Linked DNA regions of Homo sapiens: region 2 is linked to region 1. Evidence: chromatin loops called from intact Hi-C (ENCODE). Cell type or tissue: GM12878. All regions are shown on one strand. Each heading gives the region's core, and the rest is flanking DNA. Links, peaks and the distances in the headings are about the cores only.

Region 1 (7,791 bases), core at 956-5,955:
GAGGCAGGCAGATCACCTAAGGTCGGGAGTTTGAGACCAGCCTGACCAACATGAAGAAACCCCATCTCTACTAAAAATATGAAATTAGCCAGGCGTGGTGGCGCATGCCTGTAATCCCAGCTACTTGGGAGGCTGAGGCAGGAGAATTGCTTGAACCCAGGAGGCACAGATTGCGGTGAGCCGAGATTGCACCATTGCACTCCAGCCTGGGCAACAAGAGTGAAACTCCGTCTCCAAAAAACAAAACAAAACAAACAAAAAGGCAAGGGCCAGAATAGTGTACATAGTATCTTACCATTTGTGTAAAATAGAATGCACACACGTGCTTGTATATGTACCAAAAAACTCTAGAAGGACACATGTGATGAATAACGTTTGGTTGTTTATGGCAAGGTAACAGGGTGCCTGGGGAACAGAGATGGAAGGGAATTTTTTCAGTGTGCAGCATATCCATTTGTACTTTGTCTAAACTCCAGATTTTACTTAAATTTCACCCATTTTTCCACTAATATCCTTTTTCTATTGCAGGACTCACTCCAGAATACCACAATGCATTTAGGCTTTTTGAATTTTGAACCATGAAGATTATTACCTATTGAAACAAGCAAACCTTTTAGTTCTTGGTTTACCATACTACAGACTGTGCTCTCTGCCTGGCCCTGGCTGTCTTTCCTGTGGCATCCATAGATGTGTATGATAAGTAACTCCTGCCCAGCTATTCCCTGTGTATCTCTGCTATATCCACAGGGTAGAGTCCAGATTTCTTTATTGTCTCTCATTTTTGTAGGCCTCTTATCACCATGTCGTTTTTTAAAAGAAAAAAAATAAAGAGACAGGGTCTCACCATGTTGCCCAGGTTGGTCTTGAACTCCTGGGCTCAGGCAGTCCTCTCCACTCAGCCTCTCAAAGTGCTGGGATTACAGGCATGAGCCACCACGCCCGGCCACTTATCATCATGTCTTGTACTAGACCTGGCCAACATAAATAGTAGATTTCAGCAGCTAGGCACACTGCCCCCAGGATCCAACTAGACAGAGGTTTGATTTAGCAACAGCAGGGCCAACTTAAAATATTCCTGTTCCCCTGAAAGCTTTTGCCCTTGGTCTCCCCTGAAGATGGTATTCTTCCCCACTTCCTTTTCTGATCTACTCAGCAGAACTGGTAGGAGAAAAGTCACAGGAGTAAGAAGGGACCAGTGCCAAGATCCCCTGGACACGAAAGTCACATTTCGGCAGAAATCCAGCTGGGACTGTAATCAGAAACTGGAATTTCCACTAACTTCTAGGATTTCAGGAAATCAACTCCCTCTCTGATTTAGCTATGTGGTTAAAATTAGCTGGAGGCCCCCAGTGTTCTAGAAAAGCCCCTACAAACACTTCATGTACCAGCTGCATACTGTTCTACTAGGACACTCTCCAGGCTGTGGTTACTGGAAGTGGACTAAGAAGGTGATAAAAAACTGAAACAAGTGCCTGTAGTCCCAGCTACTCAGGAGGCTGAGGCGGGAGGATCACTTAAGCCCGGGAGTTTGAGGCCAGCCTGGGCAACATAGTGAGACCCCATCTCTAAATAAATAAATAACTTATTTTTCATAAAGTGAAACAACTTTGACTACATCCTGTTCTCATCTCTGCCTACTGACTCCGTCTAGGTTCCCCCAACATATCATCCAAAAAAGACTGTAGACTTCAAAGAGGTTATGAAATAGGGACTATAAGTCACGGTTAAAAGAGCGGCTCAGGCGTCAGACTGCTTGGGTTTGAATTGCAGGTCTACCATTTTCTACCTAGGTGATCTTGGGCAAGACACTTAATAATATCTCCAAGCATCAGTTTCCCCATCTATAAAAGGAGGTTAATAATAGTTATTGACTTCATAAGGTTGTTGTGACGACTATGTGAGAAAAAAGCAACTTAAAGCATTCCTGACGTAAGTGGGGCGTGGTGCAGACACCTGCATTTCCCAGCCATCCAGGAGCCTAGGTGGGAGGATCACTTGGCCCAGAAGTTTGAGGCTCACTGCAAAATAAATAAATAAATAACAAAAAATAAATAAAAATAAAAATCTTGACATATAGTAAAGTTTAATATGTTAGCTATTATTCATGATTCCTCCACAGAGCAAATCTGACAATCTAGAGGGTGTATTAAAAAAACAAAAACCAAGGCTGGACATAGTGGTTCACGCCTATAATCCCAGCACTTTGGGAGGCTGAGGCGGGCAGATCACCAGAGGTCAGGAGTTTGAGACCAGCCTGGCCAACATGGTGAAACACCATCTCCACTAAAAATACAAAAGTTAGCCAGGCGTGGTGGCGTACCTGTAATCCCAGCTACTCAGGAGGCTGAGGCAGGAGAATCGCTTGAACCCAGGAGGTGGAGCTTGCAGTGAGACCAGATCATGCTACCGCACTCCAACCTGGGCAACAGAGCGAGACTCTATCTCAAAAAACAAAAACAAAACAAAACAAAAACCAAACCAACAAACAAAATACCCTCCTAAACCTAAAACCAGTACAGTCCCACATATTTCTAAGATTGAGCTCAAAGGAGGGTATCAGGAGTTAACAATCATGAAGAATAGAATCCCCTTCTATATCTGGCAGAGCTGACCTTGTTCGTTCCTCAAGGCCCAAATCTGGTCTAGGTGGTTACCCTACACTTTCAAAATGCAAATTCTACTTCCTTCTGTAAATGTGTGCTTTTCAACCCATGGCCTAGGCATGGGGAGTAAAGGTATTCTAAGGCCTTTCACTTTACTGGGCTCAGGCCCTGCTAAATGCTTCTACTTTCCCTTGAGTTACTGTGCCATGGATAATGAATTAGCATCTGAAGGACAGAACCTTGGACTTTGAAAAATCTTTTGAGTTGCTTTTGGCACTATCAATAAATTACCAGAGGTAAAGTTAGGACTTTGTATGTGATGTGGTTTGCTCATATTTGGAACCCTGAAAATGGGCAGATGGCTGGTAATTGCCACTAAGAGTAGCTGCTTCCTCCTCCCAACTAAACACATTTTATGTTACCTATGAACACCATCATAGTCATGCCAAACAGAACTGAAATTAGCTGAGAATTGACTTAAGAATCCTCGACCAGTAGGGAGTCACTGCTGTGATGGACAATTCACCCCTTGGTTAGTTACGGACATAATTTTCTCCAGGAAATTTTTGCAATTATAGCAATACAAGAGTGCAATGCAGAAATACAGATTCTAAAGAAATGCAATGAAGATATTTCAACTTACACTGGAATTACATCAAAAACTGACATGAACTAAATTGCTGGAGGGAAAGGAGGGCTGAGATTTTAGTGAGAATAGGATGCCCTCTGCTGGACATTAGGGAAGACTTATGACAGCATGGCAGACAAGGTTGCCTTAAGCTGTCAGAGACAGTGATACTTGGGAGTAAAACAAAAACAAAACAAGAAAACTTTGGCAATAAATTTACACTTTGGTGCTGTTTTCTAGAATATTCCCAGTAATCACAGACTATGAGAACACAAATATAAAAAAAAAATGCAAGGAAAGGGGTGAGTTTTAAAGAATCCATAACATTCTTTCATACATGTAGCACTGAAAAAACAGCCTTCTTTTCTACATACCTCCACAAATATTTCACTGGCAAGGAAAAAATGGGAGCACATTATAGGAAATACCAGGGAGGCTTAGAGACACAGTAACAGGGAGACAAGAAAGAGGTGAGACCAACTCCTGAATGGTACATGGTATCTTGTTGTTGGTTGAGTGAACACATTTCACGTCATTTCTCCCCAAATGAGATTAACCTTTGCTCTCGTGTCTGAGGGCAGTGGCAGCAGCTCAAGAGAAGCTCTCTCTGCAAAGACCAGAAGCAGACTAACAAAGGTAAAATAGGGTCTTTACTGTGCTTCTGTCAAATAAACAGAGCTACTTATATTTTAAAGCCAAACAAAGCAGGCTTCCCCAGTGCGTTGAGTAGAAGGGCTTAATATTCACACCTTCTTTTTTTTTTACACCCATTGTTCTACTCAAGGCAGCCATAGGTCCTTACCTGAGCAGGCCAAGTAGTGTCAAGCAATAAGGTTGAATCTGAAGGCCAGGCAGTATTCCTGAAGGGCAAGTCGGCCTGCTCAAGCCTCTTCTACCACCTGATCAATCATTCAATCAAATGACACTGAATAGGTCTGCAATTGCCAAAATTATAGTCATTCATTCTTTTTTTCCAGATGAGTTGTCATTCAGTGTACTGAGATGAGAGGATCAATGGGAAGAGAACTACAGTTAATTATTAACATCCATTAGCGTACTTCAGTATCATATTAGTTAATTGTTTCCCAGAAAGCAGGGCCCAGAGGGAATGGGAGAGAGGGCAGGTAAGGTTTGATGGGCTGGAGTAGACAGAGAAATAGGTCTGTGGTGGGGAAGAGGCCTAGATGAAGGCCTGGGTAACCAGGAGTCACAATTAGAAAAGGACACCAAATATGTTGCCTGTTTAATTACCTTTGATTTTTTGGTGTGATTGTTAGTCTCTCAGTCTTTATCCAGAGCAGTGGTGTTCAACTCTAGCTACCTGTTAGCTAGATCACCTGGAGAGTTTAAAAAAAAACATAATGGATGCCTGGGCCCACCCTCGACCACAAACTCAGAATTCCTGGGTGGTCAACCAGATAGTGGCAATTTTCTTTTCTTTTCTTTTTTTTTTTTTTTGAGACAGAGTTTCGCTCTTGTTGCCCAGGCTGGAGTGCAAGGATGCTACCTTGGTTCGCCGCAACCTCCGCCTCCCAGATTCAAGCGATTCTCCTGCCTCAGCCTACTGAGTAGCTGGGATTACAGGCATGCGCCACCACGCCCGACTAATTTTGTATTTTTAGTAGAGACAGGGTTTCTCCATGTTGGTCAGGCTGGTCTCGAACTCCCGACCTCAGGTGATCCGCCCACCACAGCCTCCCAAAGTGTTGGGATTACAGGTGTGAGCCACCGCGGCCGGCCAATAGTGGCAAATTTTTTAATGATCCCCAGATTCTGTCTCGTGTAGCTCCATTGGAGAACTGCTGCTTTACAGGTCACAGCTTCTTCAGCAGTGGGTACCAGGCTGTTGAAGCAGCTAACCAATCAACCAAAAACGCACGCCCTTCTCATTTGGCAACTTGCAATTCCCGAGTTAAGATGATCAGTCAAAGGCCAAGGGCACCACTTGTCAAATACAGTTTGTGCGAGAGTGAAGGTCAAGAGAGCTCTTGTAAGGCGAGTATGCCTGAAATCCATGGCTGAAGGTCTGCAAAAAACCCTTGTCAGAGGAAGTTTGTCACAAATCACCCAATCTTTTGGCTGTTGGGACCACCAAGAAGTTGCCTCATTTATATACTTTTCTTTCTTTTAATTATATATGTATATTTTTACATATAGAGGCGGGGTGGGGTCAAGCTTTATTGCCCAGGCTGATTTCAAACTCCTGGACTCAAACGATCCTCCCACCTCAGCCTCCCAAAGTGTTGGGATTACAGGTGTGAGCCCCCTCATCCAGCCAACTTACATACTTTCATCTCTAGGCATGTAATGACAGAACAAGCCCAGAAACCAGAGGCAAAACCAAAAACAAACAAAAAGCCCTACCACCTAAAGTATTTTATGAGAATTCACTGAAAAAAAGGGAAAAAAAAGCTCATACTCAGGTAAAATGTTATTTAAACCCAATTGTTAATTTTAACAGACTATTTATTCTACCAACCTACAACTGGAAATTCCCAGTCTTTCCTTGTCACTACAATTCCATAATCTCACATCCCTAATCTAAATTTCCTACATTATATTTCTCACGTGTTGGTTATCATTTGTTTAAATGTCAGGTCTATGCTGAATCCACAGCTGAAGAGAGCCAAAACAGCTTTCAGTTTTAAAATATCCCTTGCTACTTAATATTATTCAATCTGATGTATGGCTACGGTCATCTTGCAGCCAGACTTCCTTTTCCTAGCAGGACATGTAGCTGGTAGGGCCCGATCACCTCCTCACACCTGGAGGAGAGGCTTTCTGACCCAAACTTGTTCAGAAGGCCTCCTGGGCTAGGTCCGACCCTCTAAAAGCAAGTCACAATAGGAATATTCAATAAAGGTACCCTTTCTCTCTTTTTAGAAGCTACCCTTCTAAAATGCTTTTGTAAAGAAGCACTTGTATTTCAGGAGAATTGGCGAAATATAAACATTCATATCTTCCAAATTGCCCTTTTTGAGTACTACAGGCAGGATTTATAATTTGCCGTTTTTTTTTTTGTTTTGTTTTTTGTTTTTTTTGAGACAGAGTCTTGCTCCGTCACCCAGGTTAGAGTGCAGTGGCGTGATCTTGGCTCACTGCAACCTCCACCTCCTGGGTTCAAGCGATTCTCATGTCTCAGCCTCCCAAGTAGCTGGGATTACAGGCACCCACCATCATGCCCAGCTAATTTTTGTATTTTTGTAGAGATGGGGGTTTCACCGTGTAGGCCAGGCTGGTCTCGAACTCTTGACCTCAAGTGATCTGCCCGCCTCAGCCTCCCAAAGTGTTGGAATTACAAGCATGAGCCACCATGTCCGGCCAACTTGCCATATTTTCTATGGTCTAATCCATGCCAAGTTGAGAGCAACAGTTTGTACATTAGTCCCAGGTCTCTTTTTGCTTTTCTTTCTTCATTGTCAATAAAAATATACAGTACCAAAATGTTCAGGGAACCACGCTGAGCACCGGGAATACATAGCAGTGTGATGTGGTCTTTGCCCCTCATATGCCAACAATGGCCTTGCGAGACAGGGTCGCATGGTTTATATGTTACGGTTCTATGCCATTATTAAGGACACTGGGTAATCAAGAAGGCTCAGAAAAGAATGTAATCAAAGAGTCTGAAGTCTAGAAAGCCTTCTTAGAAAAAGGAGACTCAGCCCTAAAAGTAACAGTAACAAATAGGGAGAAAGATGACATTCTAGACAAGGGAAAATAAATTAAAGTTGTGGACTTCTCCTTCCTGGAATTACACTAATAAAAGCATCCTTTCTTCAAACAATTTGGGAGAAATAAATCAAACCAAGTTAAGGGCATCTGGGGTCCTATAGGAAGAATAATAATAACCAACGGCACAACACCAGATGGCTGCTAGAAGTTATAGGGTATAAAGTCCATGGCATAACAAGGACATTAGGAATTCATTTACAAAAAAAAATTTATTCCAGCTGGGTGCAGTGGTGCATGCCTGTAGTCCTAGCTACTTAAGAGGTTGAGGCAGGAGGACTGTTTGTTGTTTAAGGCCAGCCTGAACAATGTAACACATGCCATTTCTAAAATATAAAAATTAAAAAAAATTTATTCCTTCTGACAACCCCAACAAAGGGGGAAATTACCTAAGTGTTAGATATAACTGGATTAGGATTTCTAAGAAAATTAGACTCTCACAGTCCAGTGATTCTCATTCCAAAAACTTAAGATGGATCCAGGACTTCATCTCTTTTAGGTACAATGTTCATGTATTGAGTAATTCCTTTTAATTTTTATTCATTTTTTATTATTTTTTTTTTAGATGGAGTCTCACTCTTGTTGCCCAGGCTGGAGTGGAATGGTGCAATCTTGGCTCACTGCAACCTCCACCTCCCAGGTTCAAGTGATTCTCCTGCCTCAGCCTCCCAAGTAGCTGGGATTACAGGCATGCGCCACTACGCCCAGCTATTTTGTATTTTTAGTAGAGACGTGGTTTCACCATGTTGGTCAGGCTGGTCTCGAACTCCTGACCTCAAATGATCCACCCGTCTCGGCATCCCACAGTGCTGTGATAACAGGCGTGAGCCA
Region 2 (7,791 bases), core at 1,268-6,267, 1.5 Mb before region 1:
AATCCCAGCTCTTTGGGAGGCCAAGGTGAGAGGACTGCTTAAGCCCAGGTGGCTGAAGCTGCAGTGAGCGGTGATCACACCACTGCACTCCAGCCTGGGCAACAGAGCAAGACCCTGTCTCAAAAACAAACAAACAAAAAAATGTTATTGATTGCTGTTTAAGATGCCATAACTAAGGCTGGGCATGGTGGCTCATGCCTATAATCCCAGCACTTTGGGAGGCCGGGGCGGGAGGATCATTTGAGGTCAGGAGTTTGAGACCAGCCTGGCCAACATGGTGAAACCCCATCTATACCAGAAATACAAAAATTAGCCGGGCATGATGGCAGGTGCCTGTAATCCCAGCTACTCAGGAGGCTGAGGCAGGAGAATCACTTGAACCCAGAAAGCAGAGGTTGCAGTGAGCCGACATGGTCCCACTGTGCTCCAGCCTGGGCAACAGAGCAACACTGTGTTTCTAAAAAACAAAAAAAGAAAAGATGCCATAACTAATAAAAGAGAAATTCTCTAAGTTGTAATAAAAATGAAATTTAGGTAAGGCCATTTCCCTAAATTCTAGTCAATCACAAGTAACTGATTACCAATAAACCTCTTCAGAGGAAATTTCCTCCTGAGATTTTTTTTTTTTTTTTGAGATGGAGTCTCACTCTGTCGCCCAGGCTGGAGTGCAGTGCTCGCAGTGGTGCAATCTTAGCTCACTGCAACCTCTGCCTCCTGGGTTCAAGCGATTCTCCTGCTTCAGCCTCCATAGCTGGAATTACAAGCGTCCACCACCACACCCAGCTAATATTTGTATTTTTAGTAGAGAAAGGGTTTCATCATGTTGGCCAGGCTGGTCTCAAACTCCTGAGCTCAAGTGATCCGCCGGCCTTGGCCTCCCGAAGTGCTGGGATTACAGGCATGAACCATTAGGCAATGAAATTCTGCTGGAGGTATAAACCCCTCATTTCTTAATTCTTATCATTTCCTAGCTTATTCCCATCTACACTCACCTACCTTCATGAACCTAAATGTATTTCAGTCCAATTTTTAAATTCTATACCCTCTTTTCATCCCAACTACTATTACTGCCTTAGTTCAGGTCTTATCATCTCAGGTCTTGATTAAAACAGCCTCCAGGCCAGGCGCGATAGCTCACGTGTGTAATTCCAGCAATTTGAGAAGTGGGAGGATCACTTGAGCCCAGGAGTTTGAGACCAGCCTAGGCAACATGGCAAAACCCCATCTCTATCAAAAAAAAAAAAAAAAAAAACCAAACAAACAAAAAAAAAACGAGCCAGGCATGGTGATGGAAGGAATGCTTGAGCCTGGGAAGTGCAGGTTGAAGTGAGCTGAGATCACCAATGCACTCCAGCCTGGGTGACAGAGCAAGACCCCATCTCAAAAAACAAACAAACAAAAAATGACCTATAACCTATTGGTTCAGAAAAATTGCTTCATCTCACATTTCATAGAACAATTTTATTCAAATTCTTCACACATATATAAGACATGTGTGTCTGCATCAAAACTTTGGCCATTTTTTGAATCATAATAGTTGTTTAGATTACATAAGCATTTTTTTGAATCAGTAATACAATCACTAAAGGTTTTATCCTAAGCCAAAATGGCTTGTCCTAAGTTACGTGGGCAATAAATGGCCAAACTACAAGTCTTTTGACACCTAGCATCCAGAGTTCTACAACGTATCAGCCTGTCTTCCTTTTTTTTTTGATATGAAAAGACTGCTAACTAATTTCATTTGTGGAAATATACCTGAAGAAAATATTAACAAATATGTATAATGATACAACTACAAAGACTCTAATTATAGTACAATTTATAAAAGTATATGTAAAACTGAGAGTTTAGCTAGGTCAGTCATGGTATATCTAAGGATCCACTAGATCACAATGCAGCCTATCAAAATGTTATAGAAAAATACTAAATGACATAGGAAGATATTCACAAACCACTAAGTACAAAGGCAGGTATTAAACCCATCCATAGTAGCCAGGCATGGTGGCTCACACCTGTAATTCCAGCACTTTGGGAGGCCAACGCAGGAGGATCACTTGAGGGCAGGAGTTCAAGACCAGCCTGGGTAACACAGACAGATTGTGTCTCCACAAAAAATAAAAATAAACCAGGCATAGTAGAGTGCACATGTAGTCCTAGCTACTCAAGAGGCTAAGGCAGGAAGATCACTTGAGCCCAGAAGTTTGAGGCTGCAGTGAGTTATGATCATGCCACTACAACCCAGCCTGGGCAACAGGGCAAGATTCTGTCTAAAATGTAAAAAATAAAACATTAAAAAAAAATCCACAGGATATCATCACTTTTTTTAAAAAAACAAAGGAATGAATGAAAAGACCAGAATGATTATATTCTAAAATATTAAGAGGCTCGAATAATTAAAATGAAATCTGTAAACTTGTAAAATGAAAATGTAGAGGTTTTGTCATAAACTAATTTCTTTTTTTTTGGAGATGGAGTCTCGCTCTGTCACCCAGGCTGGAGTGCAGTGGCGCGATCTTGGCTCACTGCAACCTCCGCCTTCCAGGTTCAAGCGATTCTCCTGCCTCAGCCTCCCAAGTAGCTGGGATTACAGGCGTCTGCCACCATGTCTGACTAATTTTTGTATTTTTAGTAGAGACAGGGTTTCACTATGTTGCCCAGGCTGGTCTCGAACTCTTGACATCAGGTAATCTGCCTGCTTCGGCCTCCCAAAGTGCTCACAGATGTGAGCCACCACACACACCCGGCCTAAAAAACTAATTTCTTACGATGAAAAAAACAGAATTATTCTAAATAAGTAAACTAAAGTTGGACTCATAACTTCACAATACCATTTAATAAAATGTAAGTAAGTTAATATTTTTTTCAAAAAGAAAGGAGAAGCAGTGGCTCCTACTTGTAAACCCAGCACTTTGAGAGCCTGAGACAGATGGGCTGCTTGAGCCCAGGAGTTCAAGACCAGCCTGGAAAACATAGCAAGACCCCGTCTCTATGTTTTTTTAAAAATAATCTAAAACAAACAAACAAAAAGACAGACTTGAAAAAAATTATAGTTTTGGAAGAATAACATAATATGACTAAGAAAGATATATAGGTTATAATAAAAACAGATAAATATATTTTATTTTAAATCTCTACATAGGTAAAATAAATACCAAAATAAAAAAGAGTAGAAAAATTTGCAACAGTATAATAAAGCTGTTATGCAAAGTAATCAAATGGTTAAATATATAAAGATATTGCTCAGATTCCACTCAGTAAACACTTCAATAAGAAACTTCACCAACAAAACTTACGTTAAAAAAAACACACAAATGTTCTACTGATTAAAACTACAAATGTTTTACCAATGATATACTCATTAAACTAGCAAAATAAATATTAATTACGCATGCTAAGGTTGACGAACAACGTTGGTAAACAAGTAGGTAAGTATTGTAGGTATCACCAGATATTGGCTCCACATTTCCAGAAAGTAGAGAGAGAATACATAACAAAAGCTACACAGCTTTTTTGAATGTGAAATTCTGCTTTTGTAATAAATCCTCCAGAAGATATTTCTCCCCCCAAACTAAATATAAAAGAAAGTAATCTGTATCAAGATATTCACAGCAGCATTCTTTACAATAGCCAATGATTACAATCACCAAAGTAATGTTGATACTATGTGATAACATGGACTTCTCCAGGGTTGTGGGGGTTTTTTATTTGTTTTTTGGTATTATTAAAACAAACTGTGTCAACATTTAGATAAGGTTAAGTGGAAAGGCAGAATATGTAACTACCCATCCATCAACACAGAAAAACACAGGTATTATTATTATTTTTTTTTTTTTTGAGATGGTCTCGCTCTGTTGCCCAGGCTGGAGTGCAGTGGCGCGATATCGGCTCACTGCAAGCTCTGCCTCCCGGATTTACACCATTCTCCTGCCTCAGCCTCCCCAGTAGCTGGGACTACAGGCGCCTGCCACCACACCCGGCTAATTTTTTTTTGTATTTTTAGTAGAGACGGGGTTTCACCGTGTTAGCCAGGATGGTCTCGATCTCCTGACCTCGTGATCCACCCGCCTCGGCCTCCCAAAGTTCTGGGATTACAGGCGTGAGCCACCACGCCCGGCCAACACAGGTATTATTAAAAAGGATGTCTGAATACACAGAAAGTTAGTACTTAACAGAGTTTTGTTAAGTTTCTAATTTTAAAAATCAGAGACAGAGATAAGAATTTTAAAAACATATTTCATGAAATTGCTTATACATATCTTTCATTAGCTTCTACAACACACAGATGTAAAAATTCTACCTTAAATTTTTCAGGACAAAGCTATGTATAAATGCTATTAAAACCTATGTTTTTACACCAATTTAGTGATTAATGGAAAATATTTATATCAAGAGAATATTGTTGCCGGGCACGGTGGCTCATGCCTGTAATCTCAGTACTTTGGGAGGCCGAGGCAGGCGGATCACGAGGTCAGGAGTTCGAGACCAGTCTGGCCAACATAGTGAAACCCGGTCTCTACTAAAAATACAAAAAATTAGCTGGGTGTGGTGTGTGCCTGTAATCTCAGCTACTGGGGAGGCTGAGATAGCAGAATTGCACGAACCTGGGAGGCAGGGGCTGCAGTGAGCCAAGATCGCGCCACTGCACTCAAGCCCAGGTGACAGTGTGAGACCTCATCTCAAAAGAAAATAAAAGAGAATATTGTTTAACCTCAATGAGACATTTCTGGCTAGGTATGGTGGCTCGCGCCTGTAATCCCAGCACTTTGGGAGGCTGAGGCAGGCAGATCACTTAAGGTCAGGAGTTCGAGACCATCCTGGGCAACATGGAGAAACCCTGTCTCTAGTAAAAATAAAAAATTAGCCAAACATGATGGCACATGCCTGTAGTCCCTGCAACTCAGGAGGCTGAGGCAGGAGAATCGCTTGAATCCAGGAGGCAGAGGCTGCAATGAGCTGAGATCACACCACTACACTTCAGCCTGGGCGACAGAGTGAGACTTTGTCTCAAAAAAAAAAAAAAAAAAAAAAGAGACATTTCTAGTCTATAAATATATTAGTATGTTTTTAATTGAAACTGGCATCTATTAGTAGCAGAATAGATAATTTCATAAAATGTCACATGGAAAACAAAGAAACCTAGATGCATATCCTGGGGTTCCATCTCTAACTTGAAACAAAACCTGGTCTTTCAAGTCTTTCTTTTCTTCTATTAAAAAAAGTATAAAAATAATAATAAAAAATAAATTGCCTAAACCATTATATATCAAAGACACATATTTATATACCAAATATTTGTATATTTCCACTCTTCCCTCATAAAAATATTTACTCCCTCCTCCCCACTCTTAATTCTCTTAATTTTAATCTGCAAGTTTATTGGTTTAAACTTAATTAAACCAATTAAATCCTTAATTTTCTCCCACTCTTAAATGTCTTAAAAGTGGTCTTGCCCTGCCTCTTTTCCATACCTACTTCTCCTAAAGCAATATATTGTGCTCTTTTCCATACCTACTCCTTCAAAAGCAATAAAAGAGCAGTCATGGCAGCAACATACCCAGCAAGTCGTCTGGAGAGATGCTGCCAGCCAGCAAACGTCTCCCATCTCGAGAAAACCACTCATATGAATATGTACTCAAACACAGTGCCACACATTAGAGACAACATAGACACAATAAACATTCTCTCCTTTGTCTTTTAACTCTGAGGGTAACCCTCAGTCTCCTTTCTACCTAATGCAATGGAAAAATAGCCTCATGCTCGACACATTGAGCTCTGTTAGGTCAGTGGCACAAGACTCACACCTGTCAGGTGGTAAAACAGGTGTTATAAAGTCTAGTCCATGCAGTGCCTGCACTGAAGCATCAATAATTCATAGCAGATTGCCTGATTTTACTTTTGAGATACTCTTTTCCCTAAGCCTAATTTTAATTATTTTAAATTTTTTTCTGCCTTTTCGGACTTAGAAATGACCTCTGAACATAATTGTGGTCTCTCCAGAAACCAAAATATTCCAAGAGAACTCATCTGCCAATTTACTGGGAGAAAGCTGCACAACAAAGAACAGTATAAACTGAATAAGGCAACTCTGGCAGTCCAATCAACACAATAATGGAATCTACTAAAGAAGTTCTTAATCATTTTATTTTTCCTGCATGGGCCCTGCTGGTGAAGCCTATGAACTCTTTCTAAGAAAAGTATTTTTAAATGCATAAAATACATGCACACAATACAGAAAATTACAAAAGAAACCAATTACACTGGAATATGATTATCAAAATATAAAAAACACAAACCTTGAGTAATATATATGCTTTTTTAATACTTTAAGTAACAGTTAAGTTATTTCGAGACAGCTTTAATGTATTCCAAAAGTATCTACCGTTTCTATTAGAAACAGTCTCTGGGCTGGTTATGGTGGCTCATGCCTGTAATCTCAACACTTTGGGAGACCAAGGCAGGAAGATGGCTTGGGGCCGGGAGTTCAAAACCAGTCTGGGCAATCTACAAAAAATAAAAAAATTAGCTGTGTGTAGTGATGTGCACCTGTAGTCCCAGCTATTCTAAAGGGTCACTTGAACCCAGGAGTGATGGTGCCACTGCACTCCAGCCTGGGCAACAGAGTGAGATCCCATCTCTATAAAAAATAAAAATTAAATTAAAAAATAGACGACACAGTCTCTGGTACTGTACTGCTAATGCTAATGTTGTCTATACTCATAACAAGAAAATGTAAAAATAAAGATGTAACTTTTTCCCCATTCAAGGTCATAGGTCCCCGGGTTTAAAACCTTTAATATACAAAGAACTATGCTTATTATGCTGTTAGCTCAGTGTTAATAAATTTTATGGCAATAATAATGCACTTTTACCTAAATAATGACATGTCATCCCGTCATCCCAAAGTGAAGCAAAGAGGACAAGAATTTTTAGCTCCATTTTGCAAGTAAAGAAATAAGGCCAAAAGCAAGAAGGGTAGTGAATACAGGGAGCATCTGTAGAATGCTCACTCTCCACTCTGCCTACACTTCCTATCTTCACAATAACTGCCCTCCCCCTTCCTGCCCAAGACAGGTGTTACAATCTCTCATTCTTCTAAAAAAGAAATTAAGATTCAGATAAATGACTTGCTCAATGTCAGGGGGCTACTTAACAAGACATAAGTCCTTTAAAATCCTAGTCTTGGGCTCTTTTGATTATCTTATTCTACTTTTCTCAGATACCATTTTAGACAAGTTCATTCGAAACAATTACTAGGGCTTTTCAAGAAGTAGGCTATTAAAGCTCTCTATTGTTAGCAGGTCAAGAGACTACCTCTAAAGATGTTTTAAGTGCACATTAATAACTGGTATGATCATCTCTGTAAATGGATTTCCTGTAAGGGTGAGAGGCAGTTTTAAATAAGATATTAAGTCTTGCTCATGTAGAAATGATTTCTGGTTTAATGATATTTTCAAGGAAATGAAATATTCAACGTTTGAGTAATATACATGTTACTGAAAATGCAAAGCAAATTTCTAAAATTTATAAAGCTGAACTGCAATATTAACACCAAAGTTTTACACTGAGTTTAGGATCTCTTCTAAGAGTTTTGTAAATTTAAAAAGGAAAATCATACCTGTATTGTTCCTAAGGTGAGCAGAAAACAAAATAATACACTATCATTTGCAATTATTAAATACTAAAAGGTAAGAAAGCTAAATCCAGTTCAACTTCCTCATTTCACTCTTAAGAAAACATTAAACATTCACATAAAAATGTTTAGAAATGGGAAAACAGGTTCATGCAAGTCAC

Evidence for each region. Hi-C counts contacts between places; a loop is a spot of excess contacts. Peaks named below come from ENCODE experiments on the same cell type or tissue, not always from the same donor. Only the 100,000 strongest peaks of a DNase experiment are listed, where the experiment ranks them.
Region 2: a loop joins it to region 1, with 5 times the contacts of the local background. A loop is called at or near these places in 2 of 110 quality-filtered maps.

What each region holds. Positions count from the first base shown.
Region 1 is chr11:111,774,143-111,781,933 of GRCh38, forward strand. It overlaps a transcript of ALG9 not described here. Among named protein-coding and RNA genes, the nearest start is that of PPP2R1B, 12 kb to the left of the region's middle. RefSeq lists a silencer at 3,244-3,403. In GM12878, for the core only: a CTCF peak has its summit at 3,340 (motif pointing left); DNase peaks (open chromatin) are centred at 2,679, 3,059 and 3,309; H3K4me3 peaks cover 330 bases; H3K27ac peaks cover 1,018 bases.
Region 2 is chr11:110,280,707-110,288,497 of GRCh38, forward strand. The region is part of intron 1 of RDX (radixin); the gene reads right to left. Among named protein-coding and RNA genes, the nearest start is that of RDX, 12 kb to the right of the region's middle. In GM12878, for the core only: no CTCF peak of the experiment used is centred there; no DNase peak of the experiment used is centred there.